Regions from separate parts of the Mus musculus genome. Here all the other regions are linked to region 3. Evidence: chromatin loops called from intact Hi-C (ENCODE). Cell type or tissue: left cerebral cortex. All regions are shown on one strand.

What was found. Peaks named below come from ENCODE experiments on the same cell type or tissue, not always from the same donor. Only the 100,000 strongest peaks of a DNase experiment are listed, where the experiment ranks them.
Region 1: it touches region 3 in a loop (2.2-fold over the local background); 2 of 42 quality-filtered maps call a loop at or near these places.
Region 2: a loop joins it to region 3, with 2.7 times the contacts of the local background. A loop is called at or near these places in 6 of 42 quality-filtered maps.

What each region holds. Positions count from the first base shown.
Region 1 is chr1:14,241,654-14,249,653 of GRCm38, forward strand. All of the region lies in intron 9 of Eya1 (EYA transcriptional coactivator and phosphatase 1), which reads right to left. Among named protein-coding and RNA genes, the nearest start is that of Eya1, 65 kb to the right of the region's middle. In left cerebral cortex, no CTCF peak of the experiment used is centred here; DNase peaks (open chromatin) are centred at 3,365 and 6,921; H3K27ac peaks cover 530 bases.
Region 2 is chr1:14,181,161-14,189,160 of GRCm38, forward strand. Eya1 (EYA transcriptional coactivator and phosphatase 1) reads right to left here. Exons shown (of 18, transcript NM_001310459.1): 13 at 3,466-3,524; 14 at 3,189-3,349; 15 at 2,221-2,335; 16 at 1,997-2,118. Among named protein-coding and RNA genes, the nearest start is that of Eya1, 130 kb to the right of the region's middle. In left cerebral cortex, a CTCF peak has its summit at 3,657; DNase peaks (open chromatin) are centred at 972, 3,295, 3,916, 4,013 and 3 more places.
Region 3 is chr1:14,301,390-14,309,389 of GRCm38, forward strand. Eya1 (EYA transcriptional coactivator and phosphatase 1) reads right to left here. Exons shown (of 18, transcript NM_001310459.1): 2 at 3,036-3,085; 3 at 1,381-1,508. The coding sequence starts at 1,504. Among named protein-coding and RNA genes, the nearest start is that of Eya1, 4.8 kb to the right of the region's middle. In left cerebral cortex, no CTCF peak of the experiment used is centred here; DNase peaks (open chromatin) are centred at 3,273, 7,233 and 7,559; H3K4me3 peaks cover 3,110 bases; H3K27ac peaks cover 1,228 bases.

The DNA of each region.
Region 1 (8,000 bases), 60 kb before region 3:
CCGCTCTCATACTCTGTGTATAAGGAGTATATTAAACCAACTCAGACATATTCTATTTCCATGCTTTCTCAATGTGCAATGCAGCATTTTCAACATTTTGAAAAGTCAAGTCTAGAATACTTCTGCTTTCTATAATTTTACGTAAGAAATGCACAAACTTCACTATTCTTAATTCCAAGAGATCTGCTTCTCATGGCCTGCCCAGAGCAAATGGCAGAACCAGGGTTCAATCCAGAGATAGTTAGCCCAACTCCAACCCCTGCTTTCTATCTCAGTTTCTCTGTGTTGAGCTCTTCGGGAGTCTGATGCCCAAGACATATTCAGAGATATTCTTGAGGCCGGGGGGGGGGGGGTCGGTGAAAAGAGGGGTCTCAGACAATCATAGTCATGGAAGCAAAGTATACTATGTTCATCTTCAGTGAGCATCATTATGTCAATGGGTTAGGAGGAAGCCAGAAAAGCAGAAAGATCTGTAGTAAGACTTGGTAACCCATGTTCCTATTTACCTTGGGATTTTGCAGGAACAAGAGAATACCCATCCCCAGTGCTAGGAGAAGGATGAGTTATGTGGGAAAGATCAAGTCACGCCCTTCTGTTTCCCTGAGGCAGCCACTTCAGCATTCTTCAGGAGCCTTCGCCTATGACAGGCTGAGATGCTGTGAAAATGTAACCTTTCTAGATTCCATATGTATTTAATAGTGTGACAGATGACCTTAGACAAATGAACTGACAAGTCAGTTTTGAGTTTACAGTCAGTAAACTGCCCAATTTCTTCATGTGAAATTTGTGAAGTGGATTTATAGATACAAGATAGTTGTAGACTTACAATCCACCTACATTCTAGATATTTTTCAGTTAGTTTAAAACTCAAAGTCGGTTTTCTCAAAAAACAACGACAGATATGATTTCCAAATCAATCTATGGTCATAAAACCAACCTATAATTCAGAAGAAAATGGTACACACAACATAAAGTAGTAAACAAGTATATCCCCAAGTAGCAGCAGGAGTTGAGAAGCAGTAAAATTTCTTAAAGAGTGGCACTAAGAAAAATTGATTTTAATTTTAGGACAAGATACTTGATAAAGTTTCAGAAGGAGTCAAAAATGTTTTTAAAAAGTGTTGGAAAACTGATTTAGAGCCCTAAGATTCTCACTTTCACCCTAAAATTGTTGGCTTCCATTTACTTGATATAATTATTTGCTACTCCTGTACTTAGTGATCATCAACCATAACCTGAGAGTGAATAAATAAAATTTAAAAAGTAAAAATGCAAGTGGGCATGGTAGGGCATGGCATTCTTAAGGATGAAGGGAAAGGAAAGAAAAAGAATACAAAGATGACAAAGTGTTTGCTAAGCAAGACAGGCTGGGTAGTTTAGGAAGTAGGGGATGGGAAGCAAGGACAAAATGCTCAGCACCATGCTACCTCAACATGGGAGACTAGCTGAGCTGGAGCAGGAATAAGGATCCAGAGTGGGCAGGGATCCATCAGTGATGATGGCACCCCAAGCTGGACCAGCCTGTGGCAAAGTCTTCAAGACCGGGCCCACTATGGAGCAGACACACTTGAGAAAGTGAAAAAACCCTCAAGTGACACACAATGATTTTAGAATTCTGAGACTCCAAAACATACAAGAACTTCAAGCCTGCCTTATCCCATTGGGGGTAGCTACTTGTTCAAACCTGTGACATCTATTCAACTGAATACCCCATTGTATATGACTCTGCTGAGTGTTGTGAATGACTCCAGAAACTGCAACATTGCTACAGCCTTTGCTCTGTGCTTACATTTTCACTTTTCTGCCCATTTGAGTGCTCAGCCCTGGCTGCTCTGTGAAGCAGCATGCTTTACTGATTAAGAACACAAACATGAAGCCAAGGACGGCTCTGAGCTGGTTTGACCCATTGATGTGGATTGACTTTATCTGAGCTTTCTCTGACGTCTGTGAAACATTGGCAAATGTCTACACCGTCCTTATTGCATATATGTGGGTGAGGATTAATTAAGTTAATGTGTTCAGGAGGAGGAATTGAATGTGGAAGAGTGGTGGCTATATTAGGTGAGAGCAACCTTGGGGCTGAATATACAAGATAAGGAGACACTCACTCTTCTTTGTAAATATCACTGTGTCTTTCACACTTTGGGCTATGTTCATGCTCATTGCTGCTCAGTAATAAAAAAAAATATTCATTAAACTTACTGTGCTTGCAAGTTTAGATATTAACCTACCAATCATACTATTAACACTTAGTCCAGAATCTCCTTACTGGGATGAGGAATAGGTTGGTGGTAGAGCATTTGCTTAGCCCTTGGACTGATTGTTAGTACTTCAACAATCAAACAAACCTCAGTATTAAACTATCTTATTCTAGTTAAAGGAAGTGGAGGAATGATAAGCACAAATAATCATCTGTCTTCTAACCAACCATCTCTACTTAGCGAGGATCTGTGTTGGTCCAACAGGATGATTAATATTTTATGATATTTCAACTAAGGAAGCCATCGTGAAGAAAGCTGAAATAATGAGTGTTTGGGGTCATTAATTTAATTAGATGAATAATATGTCTTTGTTTTTGATTTTTTTATGTCCAAGACATATATTACATATAAATATGCTGTAGATGTTACTGGGCTCCAATATACTAAATGACTCAGTAAGCTGTCCTGACTGTTGCTGAACTCATCAAAAAACTTAGACAAGTAAGTAGATAATTTCTCTGTCTGACTTTGCACTTCTTAGAAACAAAGTGCAAACTGTGCAAGTGATAAAACCCATTTTTATTATATTTTGACATCATAAAATAAAAAGTGGACTTTATTTGCATGTAGTTTATCGTCCCATCAAGGGTGATGCTACATGTTTTCTGGGGAAGCAGAAAGGAAGAATAGAAATGCCATCAAGACACACAAATTCAACAACCCCTAAAAAAACATCTGTTTCTCTTTCTCACATCTTAATGGCTTGGCAATTTTAGATACAAACATTTGTTTTGCTGACAAATGTTTCCAAAAAAGTTAGTGGAGTTTGTTTCACTGAAATGGTTTACTCTTGAGCTGAACAAATTGCAAACTTCTCCAGCATTTACAGGCATCTGTGAAAATGAACAAGTATGGCCTGTAGATTTTCCAACCATTCAGGCCATGGCCAGCATGTGAGGAGTGGGATGCATGCTATTGCAAACTTCAGTTTCATCTCTACAACGAGCACCCCCAAGCATGGTCACATTGGACTGCCTCTCCTACATTTATGGGGAGATGCCTGGCAGTTTCGTTTCTCATTCTGTCACAAGGAGTTCCTGCGGGAGCACAGAGTTCTGGGCTCTGCACAAGATCCATCCCCCTTTTCAAGTCCTTTGCTCTAGTTTCTTGTGCCTTGGCAGGGATCAAAGAGGCAGAGGGAACAAATGGTTTCCCATGCATATTGAATTCCCTCTTACACTGAATTTTCCTCTGTCACTTGAAATTTAATACTGGCAAGGTTCCTGCACATCACCTTAGCTGCTAACTCGTCTCCAAGCAGTCAGCGAGAGCAAAGGGAGAGTTGGACCAATTTTAGTGGGGCAGGAATTTACATTTCTTGTGGTGTTCATACTAAAATTCGCTCTTAATAAATAAGCAATTAGCTTTTATTTCACATTATTTTCAAATGTGTTTTTCACCACACACCAGTTTCTGTCACTCTGATTTGCTTTCTATAACAGTTAAAAAAAATGACAAGAATCTTTTTCTAAGAATTCAGCCACAAAATTCTTATCTTACTACCTGATATTTATTGAACATTAAATAGCTATGTACCTTCAGGATACATTGTACCAAAACTGACTCACTAATACATTCTGACTTTTGGTAACTCATCAAAAGCAAGTTAGGCAAACCTGTAAGATAGGGGCAAATAGAATTGACCTCAGGGTACATTGCCAGGCTGTGTCTAATAATGAACTTAAAACTATAAGCCCTGAATTGCACTTGGGTACATTTGATTATATATTATTCTGAAGATAATCATTGATATATTTAGTAGGAACTGTTCTGAGAGATTTGGGACTAAATATATGTTTTCAAGGCAAATGACTTAACCAAGAATAGTGGCTGGGTTGCAAATTATATCCATATGATTCATGTGATTAAATATATATATATATATATATATATATATATATGTATATATATATATATGTATATGTATATACACACACACACATAAATATATATGTATATATACGTATGGTAACATTGGACTGCCTCTCCCAGGTTTAGGGGAGATGCCTGGCAGTTTTGTTTCTCATTCTGTCACATGGAGGCCCTTCAGGAGCACAGAGTTCTGAAGCTCTATCCCTTTCTTCAAGTCCTTTGCTCTAGTTTCATGTGCCTTGGCAGAAATCAGAAATATATATATATATGTATATACATATATATATGTATATATATGTATATACATACATATATGTATATACATATATATATACATATGTATACACACATATATATGGCTGCGGTTCTTCCTTAAGAAAAGTCAGCTTATTTTAAAAGTTCCTTTGTGATTATACTTCCAATTTGCTAAATTATTTTTATACATTCTTTTGAATATACACATTTGATTATGTTGATTTAAGGGTTTGGTATAAGACTATAATTTATATCCCAAAGCCTAAGAGATGGTGTGTTAATATTAGCAAAACACATCTTAAAATTTCTTGTCCATCTTTATAGATTTTAAACTGAAAGAAATTATTGACCTATTAATTTAAAAAAAAAAAGAAATTAAAAACAAGTGTGGCCTATCATTTTAAAGGTAACAAAATCATGATTAAACTCTGGCCTATCATTTTAAAGGCAACAAACTCATGATTTAACTCTGACACTGTTTCATGGCTGGGATTGCACAGGAAACTTCAGAGCTGATTTTTCGTTCAACTTTTCTTTAATAGATAGTGCAATTCTAATTTTTTATAAATACCCTTCTTCTAATGATAGAAAGCCATTTAATTGAGAAGAGAGAAATAATTGAATGATTGTGGTTACTGAAAGTATTATATACCATCAAAATTCTCAAATTTTACTTCCTATAAATTCACTGAAAGAAAGGATTTCAATGGGAGTGATAATTGTGTAAACATATTTGGAGTAAATTAAAAAGGAAAATTGAAATGTTATGGTACTCAGAAACTCAAGTCTGAAGAAGACTAAAAATCGGTCATCATAACAAGGAAAACAGAGAGACTAAAGCCAAAAACACAACAACAACAAAATCACAAAAGAAAGTTAATGAAATAAAATAATAATAATAATAATAATAATAATAATAAGAAGAAGAAGAAGAAGAAGAAGAAGAAGAAGAAGAAGAAAAAGAAAAAGAAAAGAAACAAAATAGCCTTCCCTTTTCTAAAATAATATCAGTTACTGATTTGGCAACACAGTCTGACTAACCATGATGAAAAAGGAGAGGTGCGGGTTGCTAATATCACGAATGAAAAAAAGACATCACTGAAAATTTTATAAGTATTAAAATGACAATAAAACTTATTATAAGTCAAGAACACATGTCTATGGTTACAGCACTTGAGGATAAGGCGAGTGTCAAGAGTTTGAGGCCAGCTGGAGCTACATGTCTCAAAAACAACCTAAACAGACTAAAACACAATATCATAAACAACCTTTTGTACACAAGCTAGGTAGACTAGGTGAAACGAACCCTTTTCTTCAGAGAAGTAACTTGCTGAACCTCTCATAAAGGAGATAATTTAAACAGACCTGCATATATATGAACTAATGACAGATTCAAAGAGAAATCATTAGACCCATACGGGTTCACTAGCAGTAAATATTATCTATTTTCAAATAGTTAATGAGTAAACTATTAGAATTCTCTGTACTTGTCTAGAAAACACATGCAGAGGGAATGTTTCCAAGCTTAAGCAATGAGGCCAGCATTATGATAATACTAAAACCAGACAAGGGCTTCTCAGAATATGAAAACTATAGGCAAAAATCTCTCATGAATATAAATGTGAAGATTCTTAGGAAAGCATCAGCAACTAAGTCCAAGAATGTACACGAAGGACCATACGCTATGACCAAGTGGGATTTATTGAACATATGCAAGGCCGGTCAGCATTGGAAAATAAAATAAAAGCAATCCATCACATCACCATGCTAAAGAAGAAGAGTTACACATATTTCAACAGATGTGGAGCAAGCACTCCACACAATGCAATAGCTTCACTCGGGATGAAGGAGGAACAGTGCAAAGGGTCTTTCCTTGATAAAGGCCACTTAAAGATAGGGACAATGTTCACATTCAACTGGATGGCCTCGCAGCCAGGAGTACACAGACAACACAAATTGGAGCCAATGGATTATTTTTAAAAAGAAAGCAATTAGACATGTAGTTGGGCCTGGAAGAGGTGGAAGTGACTATGGGTAGGAAGAAGAGTTAACTGAGATTAAATGACCAAATTTTAATGTATAGAATTCTTCACAAATTAATACAAGTATATATGTATATATATATTAATGATACAGCTAATCTCATACAGAAAGAGTGGGAAACTAGACACTTTCTCCCTAGATTAAGGACAGGAAAAAGAGAACTCCTCTCCCACTCCTTTTCAAGACTGCACTGGGAAGCCTAGCTGATCAAAAGCAAACCCAGAGATGCATCTGTGGTGGGAGAAATAACTCTTTGTTTACAAATGACAGCCGTCCTCCTAGCCAATACTAAAGAATGACTCTCTTCCCTAAAGATGGGAGAGGAAAAACATCTGAAACTAGTGAACATACAGGGTAAAACATAACACGTAACAGAAATAAGATTACTGCTTTCTTACCATGTTCATTTACATCAGCAGGAGAGAGGGAAAGAAAATAGTAGGGAAGAGAGAGAGGCTGCAGACACTTACAAGAACTATGAGAGGAAAAATATAACACCCACGTGAAAGAAACACGAGATAGTCTAGGCTTGTGGATAGAAAAGTTCGGCACTGTCAAGATGCCAGCTTGTTAGCAAATTGATCTAGGAATTCCACTGAATTATAGATGAAATTCTAGACCAGTGTGTCTTAGCCTATGGGTTGCAGCTCCTGTGGGGGTCAAACGAGCCTTTCACAGGGGTTGCCTAAGACTGTTGGAAAACACAGATATTGATGTTACAATTCATAATTGTAGCAAAAGTACAGCTATGAGCTCCAAGTGTGTTGTCTGTGTATTCTTGGCTGTGAGGCCATCCAGTGGAATGTGAACATTGTCCCTAAATGGCCTTTATCAAGGAAAGACCCTTCGCTCTGATTCTCCTTCACCCCGAGTGAGGCTATGGTTATGGGAATCACTATAACATGAGGAACTGTCTTAGAGGGTCACAATGTTGGGAAGGTTGAGAACCACTGCTCTAGACATTTACTTTATATATCATTGATGTACATGATTCCAAAGTTCAGATGAGGCAAAAAGCTTTGAAAAGACAACATCATTTTGGAGAAGAGTCAAATCACAAGATATTTTCTGACTTGAGGACTTACTCTTGAGCTACAGTGATCAAGATAACATATACTGGAGATAATCACCGTTTCAGAGAAATCGAATATGGAGCTCAGAAATGCACATCAGGATGGTCAATTGATAATATGACAAAGGAGCAGCTGCAATATAATGGAGAAAAATCTTTCCATAGTGATTCAGAACAACGAGAGCTCTTCATGTAGGAAAGGAATCTACAGCCTCGCCTACATTTTGCACAAAACCAAATTCAGCGTGTATAAAGACACTTAAATGTGAAATGCTGAGTTCTGAACTACTCAGGCCATAGCAAGGGAGACATTCTTACATCATCATCAAAGGTGTGATTCAGAAAAAAAAAAAAAACTGATAAGGTAAATTTCATTAAAAGTGAAACTTCCTGTGATAAATCCTGTTAGTAGAAATCCATGTCCTAGATAAAAACATTTGCCAAATATGTGTGTGCCATGAGGCTTGAGGCCACAATATAAAGAGAATTACTGAAAC
Region 2 (8,000 bases), 120 kb before region 3:
AGGTCTTTCAATCCCTACATTGCTTACAAAAACAGAACAGAACATAAGATTATTTTAAAAAGGAGCTTGTTTTTATTATTTTTCATTAAAAAAAGTTTTAGTTTAAGAAGCATGAGTTGTTCTTAGACATGGAATCGGCAGATTTTTTAAAAATGGTAGTAGGCTCAGCTGCCCAGGCTCCATGCATTCCTGTCACGGTAACCTTGTTTTCCTGGTTAACATGGCAGTGTTGACCCAGCTGCCTATAAGAAACTCTATGGCCTCCCCAGCCTCTTCCAATGCACAGATGTTTATCCATTTCATCCAAACCCATTTTCTGAGTACATACACATTGTCTAAGTGTATAAGGAACGCCGCACACTGTAGTCATTGTGGGGAAAAAGAAACAAAGGGCCCCAGGAATGTCTTAATCTGGTAGAAAATTCACATTATAAACAAATAATTGTTTAGTGACCACTGAGCAAAAGCTTTGAAGGCGACAGGAAGCTGGAAGTCAGAGCTGAGGGAGCTGCTTTTGCTCTTTTGTGTTTCCATGGAGTCAGCAGCCAGCATCAGCCTCCTTTGTACTCTGAGGATGCCCATCCTTTTTCTGTCTCACAGTGAATACCCAGGGCACTAATGTGTGCTCAGGGCTGCGTGCTCAGGGCTGCGTGCTCAGGGCTGCGTGCTCAGGGCTGCTCACAGCCAGCATTTCATGAGCACCTCAGGAGAGCCACTCAGGGACCTCATTAGCATATCTGCTCCGTAAGCATTCTTATTTGTTCTTCTCTACCTGGTCCACACTGACCTCTGTTTCCTCCTGGCCAGAAGCAACAGCTTCTAGAGCCCTGCACACAGCCAGGCACTTAGCAGGATGTCTCCTTGTAGAGAGGAGTGCAGATTAGAGTGACCCTAGGCTTGGCTCTCAGCCATTTACCCAAACAACTTAAGCCTGGGTGCTTATGTTTCCTCATTTGTAAAATGTAAAGATGAATATGCAAATTGGCTAGTACAGTTTTCCACATCCAGTGCCTGCCTGCTGGAGGCTTATTTGCATATTGTTGTCATAATGGATCATGGGTAGTTCTTTCCTCCTCTTGAGAACAAGTCAGGACTTCTCATCCTTTTTCTCCTTAGTTTATTATATTCTAACTACACATCAGACGCCCCTCCCAAGTGTGTATTCTCTGGTGGGAAGCTTCTTTTTTCTATCTTTCCAGAATTAAAACGAAAAATCAATTTTTTATACATATTGAGCCAAAACCAACAAAACCCCACTTCCAGTAAAATAGAGAAAACTACCCCGAAGCATTTATTTCCACTTTGTATGGGTTTGTATTAACTTTTGCTTTAACTTACAAAATGCTTGTTGTACTGGCTAGTTTTGTGTCAACTTGACACAGCTGGGGTTATCACAGAGAAAGGAGCTTCAGTTGAGGAAATGCCTCCATGAGATCCAACTGTAAGGCATTTTCCCAATTAGTGATCAAGGGGGAAAGGCCCCTTGTGGGTGGGACCATCTCTGGGCTGGTAGTCTTAGTTCTATAAGAGAGCAGGCTGAGCAAGTCAGGGAAAGCAAGCCAGTAAGAACATCCCTCTATGGCTTCTGCATCAGCTTCTGCTTTCTGACCTGCATGAGTTCCAGTCCTGACTTCCTTGGTGATGAACAGCAGTATGGAAGTGTAAGCTGAATAAACCCTTCCCTCCCCACCTTGCTTCTTGGTCATGATGTTTGTGCAGGAAGAGAAACCCTGACAAAGACACTTGTGTTCAAAGTTATCTAAAAGACTAAATCCAATTGCTCAGAACTGATGTTAAATCATTTGTACGTTGAATGCCCAGCCTTTACCTTCTCCAGCAAAGTTTTATCATTCAGCTGTGTGGGTTATATTTGATATTCCCCATTACCCTTCCCTTTTTCTGATGAACAAGGATTCTGAAGATAAGCTTCATTCAGTGTCTTTCCATTCACACTGGCCTCAAGGATGACCAGTAGGTAAAACCATAAAGAGCTTACCTATTTTAGTTGCACTGTAAATATTTTCTATTGGAAACACAATTCCTAATCCATATAGCAGGACTTTTGCCAATGCTGGGATGAGCTGCGTAGTTGTTACTAAAATATTCACACAGTTCGTCCTATGAGAACACAGAGAAGGAAGAACTGTTGACAAATAAGTCTTCAAGATAAGCAAGCCTGAGCAATGCCCACTGCCCAGCCCATGCCCACGGGGGCCTCACCGGGAGTGGATGAGGGAGAGGGCCTTCAGGGCCAGGGTCAGCCAGGAGTCTGTGAGTGCCTCAATCTCAGCCCTCAGCTGGAGCCAGGCTTCCCTCTTAGCTGGGCCAAGCAGACCTGCGAGGTAGAACGATCATGAAACCCATATCGTCACCCACATGACCATGCAGATTCATAAAGAAGAAACAGTTCAAAGAGACCATCAATTATCATTCATTTGCAAATGTGTGCTTAGTTTTCAGGGACTGTGTGTGTCCCTGGACATTCCCAGATCCCCATCTTTCAGTGGACCATTTCTAACCATGGACTATGGGGACGAGTTGACTGCCCTTCTGGTTCTAGGGTGGGTGACAGTCCTTGGGGTGGTTAGGGACAGTGTCTTGGCATGCTGTCTGACTCTATGGAATGATGTTTCTCCCCCCCAGACCTAGGACTGGTTCCTGGCTGGAGGAAGGCACATATTTACTATGCACATATTTTCCAGCCATACTGGAAACAGCTCCATCCATGCATCTGCCATTATATTAACTGATTGTTATTTCCTTTATATTTAAGCCACTTTGACCATCATGAACTATGCTGAGAAAACTCAGGCTAACACAACACAGGACAGGGAACAATGTTATAACCCATCTTGTGTTGTGGACAAGGTTGGTTTGGAAGGATCATTGAGTGTTGAAAAGGTCAAGGAGCTGACCCCAGGTCACTGCAGGCCATCCCAGGTCACTGCAGGCCACCCCATATCACTGCAGGCTATCCCAGGTCACTGCAGGCCACCGCCATCCCATGGCACTTGGCAGCCAGGGCAGCTGGTTCTAGTCTTATGTCTGTTATAAAATTGTAGTAGAATTTAATGTTAGATAAAACTGTCCGTATTCTATTATACCCAACAGTGTGGCCCCAGAGTGAGTGGCACTTTGTAGGTGTACACTCCTGGCCCAGCCCACCGAGGCCTCCACCAGCCACTTGCCTCCCACGTTGTTTTTGTAGGTGTTGTAGATCTCTTTTACTCGTCTGTAGCGGAAGGCCAGTTTCCGCATCCAGTCCACACCACCTCGGACACCAGTTGCCAGGCATAAATTAGCACTGGTGGCTGCAGCAGGAAAGCCATCTGTTCCAAAGTTGTATGTGCTATTTAGATGCAAGAGAAGCCCGGAGTTAATCAAACAGAAAATTCATCTTAATTGCTGAGTAATTAAACTCTTTTAACAGAGGAAAACTCAGTCTGGGCACCAAGGCTCGCTCACCTCAGGTCCTGGCCGTTGTCGTCTGATGAAACATCATCTATATGGACTTGGTCACACTCCTGAAATGCAATTTAAATGGTGTGTGTTAATTTTTAAGAAGCACCTTTAAAAAGAAACCCAAAGCAGTGAATTAAAAAAAAAAAAAATAAAACACCTTAATTGGTATTCTTTTCAACTATACCATCAGTAGGCGGCAGTCTTGTTAAATTGGCATTTTTACCTGTTTGGAGGCCCTTTTCTACAAGAAATGAGCACTGTCATCAAGGACTACTGTTGCTCAGCTTCAGAAAACACATTTTTGTGTTTAGAAAGGAAAGTGATTGAAAACAATTAGCATGTGTGTTCCATAAACCTCAGGTACCTAAACACACAATACTGCTCAAAGCTTGATTCGGAGAGTGCTTGGCCTAACTAAAACCAGACATTTTGGTAAATGCAACATGCTAGAAAAATTAAACCTGATGCTAACTGCCAATGAAATTATGACCTTTGATTGCTTGCCGAACCACACACCAACAGGGCCTGAGGCAAGGGTGCCGAGGAGCCAGACAGAAAATCTGTTACTGGTTTACCATTCACTCGAGAGATGTGAGTTTTATTCTCTCTCTCTGTGTGTGTGTGTGTGTGTGTGTGTGTGTATGCACCCACATGCTCAGGATTTAAAAAAGCGTGGATGACCTCAAAACTAAATAAAAATAGTCAAGCCATATCGTGTGTTTTTCCCAAACATTTCCATGTTATTTTTACTGTTTTCCTAGCACTACATGTTCATGGTAAGCACTGGATTTATTATGCTGTTGTAAGCAGGCTAAGATAGGCACTATTCAGAACACCTAGTCACAATCATGGGCTGGAGCTCCGCTCCACAGGGCCCCGTTTCTGCACCTGTTCATAATGAAACAGCAGGGAGCATCCTCCTGCTGTGTCCCCAGCCCTCCTCCTGCTGTGTCCCCAGCCCTCCTGCTGTGTGTGTCCCCAGCCCAGGGTGACGGTGGGAAGCAGCAGTCCCCTGTCAACATGAGCGATGAATAAGGAGATAGCGATTTAGAACTAGAGATGGTGTCCACCACAGAAGCAAGTAATTCTTACACTTGGCTTGCTTTTGTATGTTGGGTCACATCTCTGCCATTTTACCCAGTTCTCCATATGGACCTTAGGATACTTATTTCCATTAGAGTTTTAGTTAAAAGCTGTTATTAGAAGAAGGTTCTCCAGACAAAGCTCTAGCGGGTTTCTGACAAAGTTAGCCATGTAAAATCTAGGCCCTCTCTGCCAGTCAGCACATTCAGCGAGGCCACAAAACAGCACCCCATAGAAATAGAAGGTAGTTTCCTCATGCTGCTGGCTCCTTCTGGACAAATCCTCCTCTCCATGGGTTTGTGAGGAAGGCAGCAGGAGACAGAAGGGGAGAGAAATTCAAACCAGCTGTTCCTTCTCAGCATTGAAAAGGTGACCCGCCCCCAACCTTTTCCCAAGGCATCTATTTTGCAGGCAGCCCTCTCCTAGCAAGCAGAGAGTTCCAAGAAGACGACTTTGGCCTGTAACCCTTCTGGGCTCTCCTGAGGTCTGTGACCTCAGATAAGAAAAAGGAAAAACAGGGCTCAGAACCCTTATGTGCTGACTGTGAATTGAACATTTGCAAAATGGGTCATTCTAGGGAAATACAGCAAGCACCTTGCTACTTAGCACTAACAATTAAGTCTTAGTCTAGAAGACAGAATCATTGTTTGCTAAACAACCTAATTCCAGCTCTAGAGGGGTTCTGAATCAGGAAAAGAGATCTCAGATCCTTATCAAGCAATGCAGTTTTTATGTCCCTACCACCACTAACAGATCCCCCCCCCCACAACCTCCCACACCCCCAGTAAGCGGAAGAGGAAAAAAAGACTACAGCCCCTAACATAGCTTCTCTCTGTCTTGGGAAAGTCAGGAACTAGCTGGGGAAAAGATGTGTGGAAAAAGTGGGTGGATGGGAGAGTCAAAAAATCTAAGGTGGAGGACTCTATAGCTAGGGATGGGAAGGCTTGTCTGGAAAGCAGGGTGCAAGGAGTCTGTCTTAAGCCGATTCAGTTTTAAATTCCCACCCTCTGAGAAGTGAGCTAACACAGTTGATGAGCCATTGTTGCCATAGTTTTCCGGACCGCGCTTTGTTTCTCTTGTTACCTGTATTTAAGACTCATTGTTCCAGGTTAGACTCCAAGTGAAGACTTGTTTAGTATCTTTTCAAGGTAATCAAGTCAACAGTTTCAGGCTTTTCCCTCCAGGAGCAGATAATCTTCAAGGAGGCTTGGTTAAAACAAAGCCTCTTCTATCTCCAACAATGACCTCCTTATCAGGAGAAGTTTGTAGAATGATTTTAATAGAAAGAGGTTTTGAAAAATCAAGAGTGCTCTTAATTGTTCTCTGTTAGCACATTTAGACATGAAAAGCCTATTACTGTTTAATGAACAACAGAACAATAAATTAGTGCTATAAGCACAAGTATAGAGAGGCCATGAAAAGCATCCATTTACTTTTGAGACTGTGCACTTGTAATTAATGAGTCATGTGATCACTGCTCTGTATTACACATAAGACATTTGATTTGGAGGGCTTTGGGCGTGGCTAAGTGGTAGCATCTTCTAAGTACCTGTGAAGTCCTAGCTAACCCCTACCAATACCACACACAGACACACACACACACACACACACACACACACACACACACACACACACAGACACACACACACACAGACACACACATACATACACACACACACACAGACACACACATACATACACACACACACACACAGACACACACATACATACACACACACACACACAGACACACACAGACACACACACACACACAGACACACACACACACACACACACACACGAAAAATAAAATACAAAAGGTTCCAAAGACTCTCAGAAGCCTAGAGAACACCAAGAGGCTGCAATGCCCAGCAACGTGCCATGTGTTGACTTGTCCTGCAGCCATGTGTTGACTTGTCCTGCAGCATTGTGTTGACTTGTCCTAAGCAGGTTTCCTACTAAACTGGAACCAACACCTTCATGCCTATTTCCTGAAACTTGGTGTCCCTAGGATGAACCTCTTCTCTCTCCAGTTTCAGAAGGCGTCCCTGGATTTCAGGGCCTCTGAAGCCTGAGGATTGTTTTCAAAGAATCTACTAGATATTCATTATCACTTGGGGTGCTTGCTTTTTAATTTCCAAATCTTTAAAGAGCTAGATAACAGCCAGAGGAGGCCAGCTGGGAGTGTGTCCTCCAGAACCTGAGGCAAGCAGGCCAAGGTTTTGAGACTGTGCTTACTTCTTCCAGCCTACAGGTCAGATGTGTAGCCTCCTCCATTTACCACAACCTCCAGCCCTCTATGTCAACACCAGGCAGACCCTTAAATGATTGACATGTCAGAGGGCCATGGTCTGGAAGGAGACTCAATCACACATAAGTTATTGTGTCTTTACCAGGTGACAAAGTCCACCTGGCATGTGGTGAGCATGTGGTTTTAGCATGTTACACTGACAACCAGCACACTGTGAGTGGGAAAAAATAGGAAGGCCAAGAGTACAGGTTAAGTTACCATCTCAACAGAGGAATGGATACAGAAAATGTGGTACATTTACACAATGGAGTACTACTCAGCTACTAAAAACAATGAATTTATGAAATTCCTAGGCAAATGAATGGATCTGGAGGGCATCATCCTGAGTGAGGTAACCCAATCACAAAAGAACACACATGCTATGCACTCACTGATAAGTGGATATTAGCCCAGAAACTTAGAATTCCCAAGATACAATTTGCAAAACAGATGAAACTCAAGAAGAAGACAGACCATAGTGTGGTTACTTCTAACCATCTTAGAAGGGGCGAACAAAACACCCATGGAAGGAGTTACAAAGTGTGGAGTAGAGACTGAAGAAATGACTATCCAGAGACTGACTCACCTGGGGATCCATCCCATTTACAATCACCAAACCCAGACACTATTGTGGATGCCAACAAGAGCTTGCTGACAGGAGCCTGATATCGCTGTCTCCTGAGGGGCTCTGCCAGTGCCTGACAAAGGCAGAAGTGGATGCTCACAGCCATCCATTGGACTGAGCACAGGGTCCCCAATGAAGGAGCTAGAGAAGGACCTAAGGAGCTGAAGGAGTTTGCAGTCCCATAGGAGGAACAACAATATGAACTAGCCAGTACTCCCAGAGCTCTCAGGGACTAAACCACCAACCAAAAAGCACACATGGTGGGACTCATGGCTCAACAGCAGGGGCTGAGCTGGGCAGAGAGCAGCTGTCTGAGGTATGGGGATGGGCCCACCAGCCCTTAAGTAACCTGTCATGTCTTTCAGATAAACGCTAACAAGCAAAGAACCCAGGTTTCTGCTTCCTCTGCTTTCTCCCACTGGGATTACAGAGGACTAAGAGACATACAATAAGCAACGTGCAGGCACTGATGGGGACCTCAGTCTGTAGCCCACGAACATTCCTAGAGTCAGGCTGTAAAATGCTCACATGGATGGCTGT
Region 3 (8,000 bases):
TACATTAAAACTGTTTCTGTGTAAATTTCATTTGACGACTGAGATGGAGGGAAAGGTGCTTTCTGCAGAGGAGGCTGGGTTGCTAACTCAGCACAAAGCTTCTCCTTTCACAACAGCTATTCTCCATAAACTCTGGGCAGGGACATACTCACTCGTAAAGACAGCCAGCAAACAGTTGTAGATAAAAGTAATTACTATTGGCATAAAAAACAAGACATAACTGAAAACTCAGAAATAAATGATTTCTGTGTCTTGTTATGAATTTCTTAGCTTTTCACATTCTAAAGGGCTTTCCCCAATACATACTCAAATACTGCACCCAAACGATAATATTTACATTATTTACAAAATGATTCATAAATTAATTATGCTTATGTTTTTTAAAACCTGAGCTAAAAGATCATGTCAATTGGGGAACTGATATGTAAGGGCTTGTCTATAAATCGAATCCTAACACAGATGACTCATTAAACTTCTAATAAATCTTACTTAATGAATCCATCACAATCCTGAGGCTTAATAACAAATATATGAGCACCAATATCAGTGACGAGTTTTTCCACAGGCTCCAGCTGAAATTAATGTAACCCAATGGGCAATATGTCCTCCTATACATCTGAGTTATAAAAATATACATATCACCTAAGTGGCTGTGCATAACAGACAGTAATGTGTATACACCAACCTTCTGTATTTTCAATGAAATATGTATGGATTGAAGAAGATGTGTCTATTTATATACAATTTACATGAACATTCCTATGCACTAATTATATTAAAATAATTATAACACTGTGTTTAAAGTATTCTACTCGATCTGCAAGAAAGCGAATACATGTTATGCATACTTGCCAAATAGGCTTGTGTACTTCATAGGTATTAAGTTTTAGTTTCTCTTGTTTATACTACAGTGGCCAAAGCCACAGGCATACTAGACACAAAAACTGTTTCCCTAATTTAAGAAGTAATCCAGTTCAGTGTTGACATTTAAAAAAATTTTGGTTGCATTTGCTAACAAAACAGAAAATAAAATGAAATAATTCCAAATTTTCAATAGTCATTATAGCAAAATGATGTAAAGTAATACCATGCTTGGGATATGCAGATCAACAGAAGAAACATATTCAAATTTAAAAGTATTATGTGTATACACATTGTATATATTTCAATACATATGTTTATATGTGTCTTAAACTAACACCAGTCGATGGAATGTGATAATCCAGTAATATGGGAGTCCCAATTAGAGGAGAACACGGATTAAGTCAAATCACTTAGAAGCGAAGGGAATGTCTGATGTATCTGAGGGCTGGGCTCACAGGCAGAAAGAGAGCAGACACTAAGAGAGAGACAGGGCAGAGCAAGAAGAGCCGGACTCACCTTCGGTGCCATTGGGAGTCATGGAAGTACTATTTATATGAGAGCTATCGAGTTTGGGACCACTGGGGGATTCGCTACTACCACTCAGTCGGCTATGCGGGCTGGTTAGATCCTGCATTTCCATAGACCTAAAGACAAGAAGCTTTCTGTTTGACAGATGTACCAAATTCATAACACCACTATTTAATGTGCTAACGACTTGACACCTCCTTTGAAACACACGCACACAAAAACCCCATTGTGTCTATTTTCTTAGACTGGTGATAGTTCACCTTGCATCTGACTCCAGCCCTTTTCGTCACGTGTGTTACTAAAAGGTGTCTCTCAGCCTGTGTAGCCAAAGTTTAACATGCAGTTTTTTTTTAAGTCTTTCCCTCCTCTTGTATAATGATAGTCATAAGCTAGTGTAAGACAATGGCATAGACTTTAGCATTCAGAGGAAAACATGAAGTCATATTTATATTAAAACAAAACCCCAAGCATGACTTTCCTAAAAGAAAAAGCAAACATGCGAACACATGGAACAGAAATAAATCACAATCTGTACACTCCGTCTCATGTAATAAATTAGCACTGGGTACTCCCTTTATACTTTAACACCCAGTTGTTATTTAATGGGTCTCCAAACCAAATAAAACCCTTGAAGCCTCCTGTCCAGTGACAGGGAATGGGACTGTCCTGATGCATATGTTTACTCTGGCTTACTACTTAATTGTTCCTCTGTTTCCCTTGAAACAAATGCAGCATTAAAACCCTATGATGTCGGCTCACTTGCTTGCTTTGTGGATTACATACAGCGTAGCCAATTGACAATGGATAAGGCCGGCAGCTCAGGCGGTCCCTGGGACCATTAGCATTCCGAGTACCTCAGCTGTCACTTAGGGGGAAAATGGCAATTCTATGCAATGCTGTAATTTTGCATTTTCACCATATTTAAACCAGTTCAATGCCTCCCAGATGGTCCTAAGTTTGCCGGTTACTTCTGCGATATAAGCACAACGGCAAGGCGTCGTAGTGACAATTTCAGAACTCATATGTACCATGCTAGCGCATGAACAGTGAAACTACTTAAAGTCACTAGATACTTAGACACAACTCCATTTTCTGACAGCACAAACTTTTAAAGTCTAATGCCCATTCAGTATATCCTAAAATTATATTTTTTTCTAAAGACTCATAATCCAGGGGTGTGAGAGTTAATATTACACATATAATGCTGAAATTATTTGCTCCTCACCTCACCTGTGTCATTTTAATTGAGAGGCTACACTGGAAGTGACTGATGGACATCAGTTGTAAAAGAGCTTTTACATGAGCCATTTTACTTCCTCAAAGTATCTGCATTCAAACAAGAAATGATTTCAAATCCAGTGATTCCTAATTATCATTCTACATTCATTTTTCCTAAAAACAGACAGCAACTGCCTCAAATCAAGACTCTTATGCCTTTCCCACATAACGTAATAATTTTTTGCAAGTACACTCATATACACATGTGCGCGTGCACACACACACACACACACACAAATTGGTAAGTCGTTCCCAACCCAGCCTGTTGCTATTAATAGAAATAATTAAGAAATACTAGACAAATATAGATCCGGGTCACAGAAAGGTAAGCTACAAAAAATGTTGAATATCAACGAAAGTCTTACCTGCAACTTGAGGAAAGAGCAACATCGGAACTGCTGTGAGACGTTCGCACCTGTGGTCAGGGGTAGACAATTAGAAGTGGTTGTTAACTGTGCTTCACTGTCAGCTCTTAATTACATAGAGCACATGGCTGAGCCCTACAATGCTCACTTTTAACCAAACGAGAAAAGGGAGGATACTGCAGCCAGGAAAGGCATAGTGTCTTTAAGTGGAGGGCTCAACTGTTGTTTCTTCCTGCAGGTCTATCCTCCTCCCCTCCCCTTGTCAGGAGGGGAAGGCAGTCAAATGACGGGCTCGTGATTCATCACTGGCCTATGACAGCTGCAAACGGGATTACCCCTCCCCCAGTCAACACGCAAAGCAATCTCGCCCCAGCAGCTTGGAAAAGGTGCTTGGGAAGAAAAAAAAAAAGCTATTAACAAATGAGTATGTTTAACAGCAGCAGTAGTTGGGGCATTAGCCCCCAGCATCCTCCAATCTTTCATCTTCTGCTCTAGCCAGCTGAACTAGAGCGCCCGCCCACCCCCTTAGCCTCCTCACTATTTCTTATCCTTATCAGGATGGTTTTCTTCCAGTTACCTATTTGTCATTTAACAGTCAATGAAACAGCTTCGGGCAATGCTGTGGTCAAGAAACAAGGCAAAGACAGGCTTTCATACCCCAAGTCCCAGCTCTCAGCAATGTACTCATTTAACTATGCCAAGGTAAAAGCCAGCTATGCTGGACAACATGAAAGTGTGTGTGTGTGTGTGTGTGTGTGTGTGTGTGTGTGTGTGTGTGCGCGCGCGCGCGCGCGCGAGCACACGCACGTGAATCGCATCTTGCAGACTGAAGTAGGATGCATATTTGAGTACGCGATTCACCAGCCCCGTCACCCTGCATATTGAGTTTCCAGATAAGTTTGAACTGAGAAATTTTACTGCACAGCTCCACTAATTCAAAGTAGTACTAGTCATTGCTCCTCAGAGGCAGTTGTGAAGGGCCAGCAGGTAATGAGTTCAGGTGAGCCAGGCTGATACCCGCTTGCAAGCTCCCACCAACTCTTGGGCAGGCAGAAAGAAACACTGGCTAACTTCAGAAATGGCACAGTACTCCAAATGTACGTTTGATGTACGTTTTCATTCAACCTGAACTGACATCAATTAAGGCTGCAGAACAAAGATGAGAGCTGAAGCGTCTCAAATGACATTAAAGTTAGCCACATAAACATCTTCTGTTGAGTCCTGCTAGTTTTTAATTATGATTTATGAAATTAAGAAACACAACCTTTTTTAGCAAGAATAAAGCATCATTAAGCTTGAACAACTTGGGATAATGTTACTTGGAACTTCTAGGTATGCATTTTTTACGTGCAGGACAAAAACACTTCTTTAAGATGTTTGAGTAACTGAAGTTACGGAGTGCTAACTTTAATGACTGTAGATGGCCATTATTTGCTAACAGTTTTCAGTCATTTTTTTAAAGTTAATGTTCTCACACAAGATTAAATGGTTTTCTTTAGAAACTGCAGCAATATATCTCAAGGATAAAATTCTCCTACTTTTATACACCTGGGATAAATTATAGGTGAGAACGGACTTCATTTTCAGAACTCTCCTGGCTTAATTACATAAAAGTACATTAAAGCATACTTACTGCTCAATGCTAAAATACATCCCCACTGTAAAATCAGCCAGAATACCTAATCTTGAAAATAGAACTTTATTTCATTGTAAGCTTTTAAAGTTTCATTGTATTTATATTTGAAGTTTAAAACCTACTGTTTCTCTTAGTTTGGCAAAAACATCAAATTTGGTAGTAATAAATAAATAATAATAATAATAAAACCAGCAATGAGAATATTCTAATGAATTTTGTTATTGAAAATAAAAAGCGGCTTAAGAGTGAATTTCTCTTCTGCTGGCAGCCTAGCTTCTTCTTTACTTTGAGAGAACAGTTTTTGAAAAGTCCGTACCCATGCTCTTCCTCTCATTAAGTGTACTTCAGATATATTCTTTTGTGTCTCAAGGATTATTTAAACCATGTGTTGTGTGTTACTGTATTTAAAAATGACTCTTTAATCAAAATAACTTTAAAACAACTAATCCTCACTTAGGCTGGTCAGCTGAACCCACATCGTGGTCCAGGAAAAATAAATCTACTCTCAAGAATGCGAATGCAGACAACAATTAGACACAGATGTGAGTGAAATTAGTTACAGTTTACAAAATGCTACACTTCACATGCTTTAGTTTTTTATGTGCAGTGCAAGGTTACAGTGTGGTAGGGAGACGTCCTTCTTCCTCCAGTGGCTTATCTAAAAAGCACACCTCTTTCTGATGGCTGGACATTTCCTCCTGTGTTTGAAAATGTCTGCATAAGCTTTTTTTTTCCATTTAAACCTCTAAAACCAAGGTGCATTTCAAAAAAATAATTAATAAAGGATATTTTCATTCAAAATAAGGGGAGTTCGTGATTTCTAAAAAAGTTCTGCTAGGTACCCAATAAGTCTACTTGTTTTATCTGTAAAGTTAATATAATTCCTGTTATCTTCTAGTATGTTATTTTTAATTTCAGTACTCTCAGGAATGCAAAATTAATATACATTTTATTATGAATGATCATCTCCTAGCACAACAAAGTCATTCATGTTAATGCTTTTTAAACCCCCTTCAAGTAGAAGCCACACTGTTGTAGCATATAGCCAGACATGTGAAAGAGAAAGGAGAAAGATAACGGAGCTCCTGCGAGTTTCAGTCAAGACTCCTGCTCTAGCAACTATGACTTCTGATTAGTTAATGAGGTCTTTTAAGTTTGCCTTTTTTTTCTAATTAAATTTATAATTCTTCACAGATGTAACTTTTGTTGATGTTCAATTTGTCTCCCTCATTTTGTTAAAGCTCACATAGTACTTCGTCAATCCATTGAACAGCCACATTAAATCTGCTAATACCGTGCTCTTCAACCCCAGAAATTATTTCCAGAAGGCAAACGTGCTTTGAGAGATCATCAAACAAGACTTAAGGTACACATTTTATCACACTTTCCCTACCACAGAGCTCAGGATACAGAGCAAAACTCATGACTTTTGCCCTGTTTATTATACTTTGCTAAATCACCAATCAAAAGCATCTGACAGCAGATCATGTATGAAGCCAAAAGTTAATAATGTTCTGTGCGAAGTAAACTGCAATGGAAAGAGATTCTAACTCTCAGCCGCACGGAGCCAATGAAATGAGGGACTGTCTAAATTATGGGGTTCCATAGGCTTTTTTGCTTGCTAGAAGCAATCTTTATAAAATGACTAGAATTTAAAACTTTTTTCAAACTGAAAATAAATTTTCAAAGTGAAAGTAGTGAACATACATCTAAGTAGGGCTGGCAGGCAAGCTGCTTTTTTGCCCAACACAGATCAACCTGTGGGCTCCCCAATTTGAAAGACAATGGTTATTTTCTAATCAGAATGTATTGGGGGGGGGCAAAGAATGCTCCTTACGCAGGATATACATTTCTCCTCTGTCTGCATTTCCAGGTCTCTGTTGTAATATAAATCTCAAGTCTTAAAAATAAAACCTCACCCTAAAGTGAGAAAGAACTTCTACGGGGAGGTAAATGTTTGTCACATATTAACACTGCATTTTCTTATCAAAGCTTCCATAAACTAAATGCTCAAATGCTAGTGATATTATCTTAATGTAATATTCTATACAGCTTTTTTAATTATCTCCTTTAAAGAAACCGAGAAAACATAATTCTTCTGAAACCAAAAACGAACAAGTGTTTGGAACACATCATTCCTGTCTTCAGCTTTAAAAAGGAAAGGACTGTTTTCAAAATCAGCATTTATTGACAATGTTGACTGAAATACTTTTGGTTATATGATAAAAAGATTCTGTTCCTGCTGCAAGGACCTCTTTTTTTCCCATTGTATTCTTAGGAAATACATTTTCACACTCCAGTGGAAATTTTCTTTTTCAAAAAATCATTTATCATGCCTGTGAAACTCACAGAGCAGCTGACTTTATTTGGCACTTAAAAGTTGAACTGAACGGTGGCTCAATTAGACTTCTATGTCTGTCACCACAAAGAGTTTTCAAAGGCTGAAAATCCACAGCTGCTTGCTTACTTACTAAACACTTTGGGCCTTAGGAGAACTCAAGCATCGAGAAAGTCAAATATTAAATGTTTGATCATATGAAGGCATGACTATTCCTGTGTGCATGTCCCCAAACTCTAAACAGAGCGGGGGAAAGACTCTCACAAGCATAAAATAAAACCTTCTCTGAAAGACATTAGAAAGACAACTTCAAACCTATACAGCTACACACCATGATTCCCAGCTAACAAGTTTCTATACCCCTGGCCATCTTAAGAAATGAAACTTAAAAACACTTGTCTAAACTCAATGACAGTTCATAATGTATTGAATTATTGCAAACGTTATGCTTAAATGTCTTCAAAATTCCTCCCAAGAGTGTAAGCCTATGAGTTGTTAGCAATTCAAATACTGATTTTGAAGGGCCGTGCTTTACACGAATATTCAAAAGTTTCAAAATCTGGAGTTTAGCTTCCAAGTGCATTCAAATCACAAAAAGGGCCAGAGAGGGACAAATACTTTAAGGGACCAAAGGCTTATTGTATCGAATACTGAAGATGAGCCTGCTTAGTAAAGTCTTTGATAAATTTGCTTTGGAACAAAAAGGTGTCCTTCTTGAAAACATAGTTATCAGCTCGTTGTTCATCTGCTGAGTTTTCCGTTGTAAACCTTTCCTCATTTATCAACCTAGCCGTAGAAAAAGTGATCTGTGTAATAAATACCACTAAGTATACCTTTCGTACCTATACATCTATGTATGGATATAACCCTGTTCAATACCACTCAATATTCTGGGGCTAGTGCAGCAATTAAGAAAAGATATGAAATAATTCCCCCGTCTGAGAATATTACCTAGTGTTCTACTTATCTATAAAAATCAGAACAAAAGTAG